Regions from separate parts of the Homo sapiens genome. Here region 2 is linked to region 1. Evidence: chromatin contacts called from ENCODE Hi-C data. All regions are on one chromosome and are shown on one strand. The core of a region is the stretch at or near the end of the contact, and the rest is flanking DNA. Distances in the headings are between cores, read along the strand shown. Region 1 overlaps UTRN (utrophin). Region 2 has its middle 260 kb from the start of TRQ-TTG4-1.

What was found. Hi-C counts contacts between places; a loop is a spot of excess contacts on that map. Pooled maps may share reads with other maps.
Region 2: a loop to region 1 is called in a map of PC-3, with 5 times the contacts of the local background. The contact joins two enhancer-like sites. A Hi-C loop is called at or near these places in 5 of 168 maps with a recorded cell type or tissue (HCT116, PC-3, PC-9 and 2 more) and 3 of 50 pooled maps.

Annotation. Positions count from the first base shown.
Region 1 is chr6:144,794,624-144,800,558 of GRCh38, forward strand. UTRN (utrophin) reads left to right here. Exons shown (of 75, transcript NM_007124.3): 64 at 3,201-3,367. Among named protein-coding and RNA genes, the nearest start is that of TRQ-TTG4-1, 390 kb to the right of the region's middle. Within about 2 kb of position 3,773, at least 3 of the 41 ENCODE cell types and tissues checked have a DNase peak (open chromatin) inside an H3K27ac peak, as active enhancers do.
Region 2 is chr6:144,918,904-144,924,838 of GRCh38, forward strand. No RefSeq gene overlaps it. Among named protein-coding and RNA genes, the nearest start is that of TRQ-TTG4-1, 260 kb to the right of the region's middle. Within about 2 kb of position 2,813, at least 2 of the 41 ENCODE cell types and tissues checked have a DNase peak (open chromatin) inside an H3K27ac peak, as active enhancers do.

The DNA.
Region 1 (5,935 bases), core at 2,523-5,022:
AAGGACTACGGCTATCATTTTACTGTTGTATCCTGTCTTAGTTCATTCAGGCTGCTGTAACAAAATACCATAAACTGGATGGCTTTTAAACAACAGAAATTTATTTTCTACAGTTCTGGAGGCTGTCCATGATCAAGGTGCTAGCAGATTCAGTATCTGCTGAGGGCCCACCTTCTGGTTCATTGCAACCTTTCTTGCTGTTTCCTCATATGACAGAAGAAGTGAATGATCTCTCTTGGGCCTCTTTTTTTGTTTGTTTGTTTTGTACTTTAAGTTCTGGGGTACATGTGCAGAACGTGCAGGTTTGTTACATAGGTATACATGTGCCATGGTGGTTTGCTGCACCCATCAACCCATCATCTACATTAGGTGTTTCCCCTAATGCTATCCCTCCCCTAGTCCCCCACCCACTGACAGGCCCCAGTGTGTGATGTTCCCCTCCCTGTGTCCATGTGTTCTCATTGTTCAACTCTCACTTATGAGTGAGAACATGTGGTGTTTGGTTTTCTATTCTTGTGTTAGTTTGCTGAGAATGATGGTTTCCAGCTTCATCCATTTCCCTGCAAGGGACATGGACTCATCCTTTTTTATGGCTACATAGTATTCCATGGTGTATTTGTGCCACATTTTGTTTATCCAGTGTATCATTGATGGGCATTTGGGTTGGTTCCAACTCTTTGCTATTGTGAATAGTGCCTCAGTAAACATACGTGCGCATGTGTCTTTATAGTAGAATGATTTATAATCCTTTGGGTATATACCTAGTAATGGGATTTCTGGGTCAAATGGTATTTCTGGTTCTATATCCTTGAGGAATTGCCACGCTGTCTTCCACAATGGCTGAACTAATTTACACTCCCACCAACAGTGTAAAAGCATTCCTATTTCTCCACATCCTCTCCAGCATCTGGTGTTTCCTGACTTTTTAATGATCACCATTCTAACTGGTGTGAGATGGTATCTCATTGTGGTTTTGATTTGCATTTCTCTAATGACCAGTGATGATGAGCTTTTTTTCTATGTTTGTTGGCTGCATAAATGTCTTCTTTTGTGAAGTGTCTGTTCATATCCTTTGCCCACTTTTTGATGGGGTTGTTTATTTTTTTCTTGTAAATTTGTTTAAGTTCTCTGTAGATTCTGGATATTAGCCCTTTGTCAGATGGATAGATTGCAAAAATTTTCTCCCATTTTGTAGGTTGCCTGTTCACTCTGATGATAGGTGTTTTTTGTTGTTGTTTTGTTTTTGTTTGTTTTTTGTTTGTTTGTTTGCTGTGCAGAAGCTCTTTAGTTTAATTAGATCCCATTTGTCAATTTTGCCTTTTGTTGCCATTGCTTTTGGTGTTTTAGTCATGAAGTCTTTGCCCATGACTATGTCCTGAATGGTATTGCCTAGGTTTTCATCTAGGATTTTTATGGTTTTAGGTCTTACATTTAAGTCTTTAATCCATCTTGAGTTAATTTTTGTGTGAGGTGTAAGGAAGGGGTTAAGTTTCAGTTTTCTGCATATGGCTAGCCAGTTTTCCCAACACCATTTATTAAATAGGGAATTCTTTACCCATTGCGTGTTTTTGTCAGGTTTGTCAAAGATCAGATGGTTGTAGATGTGTGGCATTATTTCTGAGATCTTGGGCCTCTTTTATAAGGGCACTAACCTCATTCAAGAGGGCTCCACCCTCATGACCTAATCATTTCCTAAAGGCTCTACCTCCTCGTACCATCTCCTAAGTGGTTAGGTTTTTAACATATGAGTTTTGGGGGACAAAAATATTCAGATTATTACATTTCCTGTGCCTTGAACATCATAACTACTTTAATAAATATCTGCTAAAGAACTGAATTAAAATGTCCTGAGTTCTTTTTAAGACAAGATTTTTAAAATATATATACATTAAAGATGTTATTAAAGTATCAGTTTTTTTTCTTTGAGACTATGCATACAAAAGAAAGATGTACGAAGTTTTATACTGATCTAAGTTACTAATTTGAAACTGAGAAAGCACTTTCATTTCTTTTTAATGTTTACTGCATATAAAGACATTTTAGAAATGTTACTACTGATGTTATACATATGCATAAAGTACAAGTCTACAGATATTTTGGCAAAGCATATCCAGTGATTTATCATTGCTAGGGAAAAAAAAGGCTCACACCGTGTCTTTGAGGAGAATTGATGTCATGGGTTATTACATTTTATAATGGCCCTTTTTCTTATTTTAGAAATACAAAAAATATCAAATGCAAATTCTAAATATGATTTATAGTCATACATGTAGGTTCACAGAATGACCTCAACAGCAACAGGAGGATAAAATTGGTAGATATTTAGCTTTGCACATAGGAAAATTACTTAGTATTGGGAATTGAAGAGGGATTGGGGAGTTTTATGTAATTTATCCTGATAAATTCTGCAAAGTACATCCATAGCAATATGCTTTCTGTGTGATGATATAATGGGACTAGAGCAGGACACACAAAAATGACAGCTTTTATTTAGCATTTATAATGGCCTTCAAGTTTGTAAAATTATCGGTGAGTCTTTCACAAGTTTTTACTGTCTTAGATGAAATTTTTTTTTTTTTTTTTGAGATATATTCTTGCTCTGTTGCCCAGGCTGGAGTGCAGTGGCGTGATCTCGGCTCACTGCAACCTCCGCCTCCCAGGTTCAAGCGATTCTCCTGCCTCAGCCTCCCGAGTAGCTGGGACTACAGGTGCACGCCACAAGGCCCAGCTAATTTTGTGTGTGTGTGTTTTAGTAGAGACGGGGTTTCACCGTGTTGCCTAGGCTGGTCTCAAACTCCTGAGCTCAGGCAATCCGCTTGCCTCGGCCTCCCAAAGTGCTAGGATTACAGGCTTGAGCCACCACACCCGGCCAAATGAGTTTTACAGAATTATTTATGTAAAAAGATGACTTTAAATTGAGTGGTTTGGGTTTTTGCTTTTGTTTCTTTCAAAATCTGAGTATATTGAAGTCTTGGTATTTTTTTGCTTCTTCCTATGTGACAATTTCTGCTTTTTCTACTCATAAGTTCTAGAATTTTCTTGACTTGAAGAACCTTAAAGCATTGTGACTTAACTGACATGGAAAGAGTTATATAGTTTCCTCTTCTGCACAAATTTTCAGAAGATTATGAAGCAACAACACTAGCTACAGTTTAAATGAAGGCATTTCTTCACTTTTAATATATTTCTTTTTTCACCAGAATAACAATAAACCAGAAATAAGTGTGAAAGAGTTTATAGATTGGATGCATTTGGAACCACAGTCCATGGTTTGGCTCCCAGTTTTACATCGAGTGGCAGCAGCGGAGACTGCAAAACATCAGGCCAAATGCAACATCTGTAAAGAATGTCCAATTGTCGGGTTCAGGTAAGGCGTGCCAGTGCTGGAGGAGGCTATTTTCTGTTTCCTTTGTGTAATCTCAGTGGTACGTCCATCCTCCATTCCCATTCATTCCCATTTGGAGGTTTGCTTTCTAAATAAATGGTATGTTCAGTATGTCTCATCTATCTAAAAGTAGCATTTCTTTTTATAACTACTACATGAAGCATATTTTATTATTGTTGCTATTATTATTGTCATTTACACTACTTGGATCAGAACCAGAGATTTTTATGAATGTCTGTTTACTTAGGTCACAGAAATGATTCATCCATGAAAACTGTATGGCTGATTATAAATATATAACCCTGATGGAATTTGGTAAATATTCTGAGGTCTTGGGGTCAAACTTAGTAAGCAGGAAGCAATGTTTAATTACCAGCTGAGAAGTAATCAAATTACTTTGTGTTATTTCTGCCAAGTTTGATGTGAAGTACATTAACCCGACTTCTTCCCATGAGGAGCACTGCTAAATGCCATACTTTAATGTAATCAGTGTGTCAGACTCTTCAGTTTGTGACCCCAAAGCCGACAGTGCAGAGTCTGTGGTTTGTCCTAAGGTGGACATTTTTGGACATCCTGATCCACTCCTCTTAACATAGGTATGCATTTGACCTCTTGAATATATTATATTTCTCTACTGGGGGGAATCTGGAAAATAGCCCCAGTTTAATTTGGAAATCTATTATGAAACAACATAAGCCTACTCAGTAGGGAAATTCAAGATTTTGTGTGTGTCTTTTTTTATTTATTTTTTGAGACCAAGTCCCACTCTGTCACCCAAGCTGGTGTGCAGTGGCACGATCTTGGTTCACTTCAACCTCTGCCTCCCAAGTTCACGCGATTCCCCTGCCTCGGCCTCCCGAGTAGCTGGGACTACAGGTGCATGCCACCACACCCAGCTAATTTTTGTATTTTTAGTAGAGACTGGGTTCCACTATGTTGGCCAGGCTGGTCTCAAACTCCCGACCATGTGATCTGTCCTCCTTGGCCTCCCAAAGTGCTGGGATTACAGGCGTGAGCCGCCATACCTGGCCCTATGTGTATCTTTTATTCGTACCAGAAGATCAAGTACCAATACGGTGATTCTCTGAGGGAGAGTCAAATCAGGAGGGCTGGGATTGGTTGTTGTTGTATATTGTATCAGTATTAGTATCTTGAATTAAACAGAATTGTTTTCATTTGACTGACTTTATCAGCATAATAGTTTGTACGAAGCATATCATTGCATTCTCTGTGGATGGCTAACATAAGAAATGAAAATTCAAAAGTTCTCTTCTCTCATGCATTATGGTGTAGTTGGGAAGACTAAAGTATTGTGAGGTCAGAGGGCCTTGCTGCTATGCATTCTAAGAGGAGGAAAAGACAGGTAGGTAGTGTGAAGTAGAGTGAGCATTAGCCTGGCAGACAGCTAGGGTAATAGATGACTTCCAGTGGAAGTCAAAGCACAAATGTTGGAAGAAGAAGAATGGTAAAGTCACAGTTTAAATGCAGCAGGGTTCTTGGAATGGCTACATTTGGAGTATCTGGTAGACATAGATGTATGGGAGAGGGAATAGCTGGAATGTGGCAAGGTCAGTCTACTACTGGGAAGATAATTCAAATGAGAGATGTAGTCATCAAAGCTAATAATCACTGCTATTTATTGTTTACTTTATGCCAGACAATGTGCTAAGAGGTGTTATATTTGTTATTTTAGTCACTTTTCTTAATAACTCTGTAAGATTGGGAGTATTACCTCTACTTTACACATAAAGGAACTAAGACTCCAAGATTAGTCAACTTGCCCAAGGCCAGGCAGCCGATTGTGCAGAGACAAAGTTAGGATTCAAATCCAGAACCCTTTGGTTTTCCAGTTTGTGTTCTTAATCAAGATGGTTTTAAAAAGCAGATTAGATTTTTAGGAGAGAGAGATTTAATATTAAGAAGTAATTAAATGGTATTGAAAAGAGCAATTGATTTAAAGCACTAATTATTAGACCAAAAATATTACTCTGGATATAAACGGTAATGTGAAGCCATGGGAAAGATCCAGATTAATTGACTTGGGAAGAGACTGCCATATATAGATATATATAAAATCTGCCATATATGGCCATTGGTATAACCTAGAGATGCCATGAGGGACCATGTTTCTCAGCATCTGATGGATGTAGAGAGTGAAGGAGAGGATAAAATACTCTAAAAACATTAAATATTTGAATGACCTTTAAAGTTTCATTTCTTAAATTAAAAATGACCTGAAGCAACTATGTAGAATATTAAGATTTAACTGAGTTGTGGGACATGGATGTTTATTATATTCTCCCTACTTTTGAATTAACTTGAAATATTTAATAAGAAAAATATGAAAGAGCAATTATAAAGGGTGAACAACCTGAAGTGTTAAATTTCAAGGGTTTAAGTTTCTGCTAGTACTATCAAATTGACCTGTAAATGTCTCTATGATAGAGATGTGAAGTTGACCAGCAGGTCAGAGATTAAGGTTATGGGAGGATATTCAGGAGATAGTGTATTGAGAAGTAGCTCTGGAGTCAGGCTACTTGGATTTCAATC
Region 2 (5,935 bases), core at 1,563-4,062, 120 kb after region 1:
TATCTATCTTAGCATTATCAACGTTCTAAGAGTTTGCATCTTTGATTATTTTTCTACTGACTAAGCTATCTTATAGTTTTATATGCATAGAAGTTACAGAAAACAGATAGCCATGCATAGGAATGCAAAGACAAGGTCTTATCTTGTAGCTTATGTTTCATCAAAGAGATAATGGTCAAAACATTACATTTTATTGCCATAAAGGGTATTAACCAGCTTTATATTTATTAACAAATTTATTTCAGCATTTCTGATTTTGTGTGTGGGTGTGTGTTTGTGTATCTGTTCTTCAAATTCTCCTTTGAACCAGTTTTTAATGTTTTACTACTTCCCAAGTCAGAAAGTGTGAAGAACCTGAGATGTTACCTTACTTGCAGAAACATCAGATGCTAGGTAGGATATTAGACCTTTGCTATTCACAGCAATAACAGTGTAACACTGGTTTCTCATGCCCAGCATCATATTGGATGCTGCAATGACAGCCACATGGTTATACCTCTGAGTACAGGGGTTGTACCACAGGAGAGAAACTGCAAAATTATGAAGCAGCTTGGAGCTTATACAGAAGCTGAAACATCTACTCCCTCTTCCCCTCTAGAGAAGGAGAGAGATATTAGTTTTTACCTGGTTATCTTACTCAGAATGTAAACAAGTCCTGTCATGGAAGAGGGGAAGGTCTTTACTCTGGAAAATAAATATTTGGTTCTGGGAGAGATAAAAAATATTGTATTCATCTTGGAATGGGAGCAAGTGTCTTCATCATAAAGAAGACAAACAGCTCCATGAAGGACACCCTTAATATGTGAAAAGCAAATGCTTGGGGGAGGGAAAAGAGGAGGCATTCTCTGTCATTATAGCATATCAATTGTTATGCTAAGGAGACACATACGGTGCAGGAATACTAAGTAACAGAGAGAGGATTACCTTCCGACAGTTCTCTTATTAATAAGTTGAATAGAATCTTTAACATGTATTCATTTTGTAATTATGCAAAAGTCAGAATTTCAGACTTCAGAAGTTATTTTTTTAGAAACCCCAATGTTCTTAGTACCCAGCACATAAAAATGTTCAATAAATATTTATTGAATAAATAAATAAGTGAATAAAAAGGTAAGAATTAGTTTTTTTGTATTGTCAGAAATGATTATGGAACCTTAATGATTTAAATAATATTACAGAAAATATCACCTCTTTTTTTTTCTATTTTTTATTGGTAGAACTTGGGAAGTAAGCATTATTAATTAAACTACTTTATTCTAAAAACAGGTGTATCCTGTGTCTCTTCATTTCTTTTCATGAGATTAGCTTCAGATATGACACATCTTCTGCCAACCAGCAGTAAAGAAGGGCTTGATGATCACATGTGACACTTTGAGAAAGAAAAAGGGTCTAAATAGGCAACTTCCAAATTCCCTTGATTGTAGTTTATATTGATTAGGACTCTTTTGCTTGCAAATAACAAAAATCAATTCAAACTACTCTAAGCAAAAAAAAGAAAAGAAAATTTATTGGACAGATCATGGACCATGTCATTGAATTTGAGGGCAATGAAGCAACTAGACCTTAGGAACCAAAGTAAAGATTGCAATGCTGCAAGGAAGCCAGAGTCCTCCTCCATCTCACATTTCCGCGTCTTCTGTACATCTCTTTCATGACTCTCTCTCATTGCTTTCTCACAGGCTCTATGGCCTTGTATAAAAGAGCTGGTACCTCGTGCTTCCAGATAACAGTTACTTATCGCAGACTAGTGACCCAGTGGGAAGCAGATTTCTTGCTCTCTCAAGCTAAAGAATTGCTTTCCCAATTCCCAGGACTGATTGCTGTCTCAGGCATTGAATCAATGAGACCATGGTGTTTGAGGGTGGGGTGACACACTGTAGAAATGTGTCAGCTTCTGGGGTAAGCTTGTGGGTAGCAGAAAAGGAAGTCATTTCTAGAAAAGCAGCATTAGACAATAAGTGTTCACTAGAGTAACTTTTAAAAACTATTTGTGAAAAAAAGAGACCATCAACTCAGCAAACTAGGAAAGCACAAAACAGGGCAAAGGCACAGTCTGGTAATGAAGAAGGAGAATAAGAAATGTAAAGTTGTGGAAAAACAGAAGAAATGAGACTCAGAGGGAAAATGGAGAAGGTAGAGCTTTTCCAGTGGGGTAATAATGGTGCTTGTGTTTTCCTAGAGGTGTTTGAAAGTCTAATGAACAAAGTTTTAAAAGCATTTTGTCCTCTCATGTGCTGTCAAATATAACTTCCTGCAATGCCAGGAAGATTCTATATCTGCACTATCCAATTTAAGAGTGCATTAGCCACATGTGGCTACTGAATGCTTGGAATGTGACTAATTTGATAGAGGGAATAAGTTTTTAATTAAATTTAATTTTAATTAATTCACATTCAAATAGCCACATGTGGCTAGTGGCTACCAGGTTGGATAGTGCAGCTTCACAGCTGATGGACTGAATATCCAGACCATGGCCACACTGTAGATAAAAACAGAACTCTGACCCATTACAGACAGCGACCTGCCCAGGAAAAAGCCAAGTCAGGTTTGCATGAAGTCAGACCTCTAAGAACAATCCAGAAAGCCAATCACCCCTGTAACATTTAGCAAAAAAAGACCAGGACTTCAATAATACTTGACAGCTCCCCTATTTTTTGTCGCCACTTCTCATTTAGGACCAACCAGAGAAAGCCAAATATGCACCCATATGACGTGCTCCATGATGAGTTAGCCTGCTCCAAGCCTGCAGTCTCTGATCAGGGCACGTTTGAACCCCCTTTTCTCTATTCCAAGCTTTTCCACCCCTTTGTCTGCCTCTGAGTCTCTGCCAAAACATGAGCAACGGTGGCTGACTCCTTTGCTTGTTTCCATTTGGTTAATATTTAATTTCCACATAGTATTGATTTAGTTAGTGAATTCTGTTTATGCCTGTATGTGTTACTTAATTGTTTTGGCACATGCCCGTCAGTGCTGTATTTTTATGGTATCTGAATGGGAAACCACTATGTCATAGGGATTTATATATTTTTAAAAATTGACAAAAACACAAGTTATCCTTGATTAATATTTGGGGATATGTACATTCAGTAGTCCCCTTGTATTTATTACATGTGCCCATTTGTAAGTGTATAAATTAGAGTTGCCAGATTTAGCAAATAAAAATACAGGACACTCAGTTAAATTAGAATTTCAGATAAACAACACATTAATTTTTGGTGTACATATATCTCATGAATTATTTGTCCTATTATGCCACAATCAATTCATTGTGTATCTAAAATTCAAATTTAACTTGGCATTCTGTCTTTTATCTGGCTGCCCTGGTATAGATGCTCCTCCCAAAGCATGACTGTGTCTCCAGTAGCTGCTGTGGCTGAGAGTGTGCCCAACATCTGCTTCTCATGCAGCCTCACTCTGGCCAGCTTTTATGTAGGGCAGACATCTCAGGAGGAAGAGCCAACAGAACCAGAAGTGTTCCCAGACATGTTGCTTCACCACCGTGCCTCTCTTTCTTTCAGCAAACAGGAGAGGTAGGAGAGGAAGGCAGAACAGAGCACTGGTAAGCTTTGCATTTGCTACAGAGAGGTAGGGGTGCTGGAACACACAGAATCCCCTGGACACAGCCCTATGGGCCCCATGGCATCTGTGCTCTGGTGGTGCAGTGCTGTTGTGCAGGACTCGGAGGGATTTTCTACAGCCTCTCTAATCCTTCCAGGCACCCAGAAATGCATTCGATCTTGATGAATGTGGATAGGCTTCTATTTCTGCCTTGTCTCCTTGATCCCATCTCAGCACAACTGCAGAGCTCACTCTTTTAAATTTACATTTAATGAGATTTTACTGTGCCAGGCATTGCTCTAGTTTCTAGGAATTTTGCTGAGAATAAGATAGATAAGATCCCTGACACGAAAGAGCTTATATTCTAGTCTGAGGGAAAGATAATAAATGAGTAACAAATAAATGATTATATAGGTACCTGGTAATAATAAATAGTATGAATAAAACATAAGCAGGGTAAGTGGAAAATGAATAAACTCAAATGCCAATTCCTCCTCCAAATCATTAAAATGACCTGCTGATAAAGCAAAACTGAGTTTATCACTAATGCAGGAAGATGACTACTATCTTGACAAAGTCTTAGGAGAGTCTTAGAGTGGAAGAGAAAAAGTAGAATATTACTGAGTTCTTGAAATCTGGTTTAAGACAGGTCTTTTAAATGTCAGGGCTGATTGAGAATGGACACAGAGAGGCTTGGGTTTGGAAGAGTAAACTGTCAGGCCTCTGAGCCCAAGCCAAGCTATCGCATCCCCTGTGACTTGCACATATATGCCCAGATGGCCTGAAGTAACTGAAGAATCACAAAAGAAGTGAAAAGGCCCTGCCCCGCCTTAACTGATGACATTCCACCATTGTGATTTGTTCCTGCCCCACCTTAACTGAGTGATTAACCCTGTGAATTTCCTTCTCCTGGCTCAGAAGCTTCCCCACTGAGCACCTTGTGACCCCCGCCCCTACCCACCAGAGAACAACCCCCTTTGACTGTAATTTTCCATTACCTTCCCAAATCCTATAAAACGGCCCCACCCCTATCTCCCTTCACTGACTCTCTTTTCAGACTCAGCCCACCTGCACCCAGGTGAAATAAACAGCTTTATTGCTCACACAAAGCCTGTTTCGTGGTCTCTTCACACTGACGTGCATGAAATTTGTTGCCATGACTTGGATCGGGGGACCTCCCTTTGGAGATCAATCCCCCATCCTCCTGCTCTTTGCTCCGTGAGAAAGATCCACCTATGACCTCAGGTCCTCAGACTGACCAGCCCAAGAAACATCTCACCAATTTCAAATCCGGTAAGTGGCCTCTTTTTACTCTCTTCTCCAACCTCCCTCACTATCCCTCAACCTCTTTCTCCTTTCAATCTTGGCGCCACACTTCAATCTCTCCCTTCTCTTGATTTCAATTCCTTTCATTTTCTGGTAGAGACAAAGGAGACACATTTTATCCATGGACCCAAAACTCCGGCGCCGGTCACGGACTGGGAAGGCAGCCTTCCCTTGGTGTTTAATCATTGCAGGGATGCCTCTCTGATTATTCACCCACGTTTCAAAGGTGTCAGACCACACAGGGATGCCTGCCTTGGTCCTTCACCCTTGGCGGCAAGTCCTGCTTTTCTGGGGGAGGGGTAAGTACCCCAACCCCTTCTCTCCATGTCTCTACCCCTTCTCTGATTTTCTGGGGCAGGGGCAAGTACCCCTCAACCCCTTCTCCTTCAGCCTTAGTGGCAAGTCCCTCTTCTCTGGGGGAGGGGCAAGTACCCCAACCCCTTCTCTCTGTGTCTCTACCCCTTCTCTGCTCTTCTGGGGCAGGGGCAAGAACCCCTCAACCCCTTCTCCTTCACCGTTAGTGGCAAGTCCCACTTTTCTAGGGTGCAAGAACCCCCAATACCTTATTTCCATGCCCCAACCCTTTCTCTGCTTTTCTGGAGGGCAAGAAACCCCCAGCCCTTCTCCATGTCTCTACTCTTTTCTCTGGGCTTGCCTCCTTCACTATGGGCAACCTTCCATTCCTCCTTCTCCCTTAGCCTGTGTTCTTAAGAACTTAAAACCTCTTCAACTCTCACCTGACCTAAAATCTAAGCGTCCTATTTTCTTCTGCAATGCCACTTGACCAAAATACAAACTTGACAGTAGTTCCAAATAGCCGGAAAACAGCACTTTCAATTTTTCCATCCTACAAGATCTAAATAATTCTTGTTGTAAAATAGGCAAATGGTCTGAGGTGCCTGATGTCCAGGCATTCTTTTACATATCAGTCCCTTCCTAGTCTCTGTGCTCAGTGCAACTTGTCCCAAATTTTCCTTCTTTCCCTCCCGCCTGTCCCCTCAGTCCCAACCCCAAGCGTCGCTGAGTCTTTCTAATCTTCCTTTTCTACAGA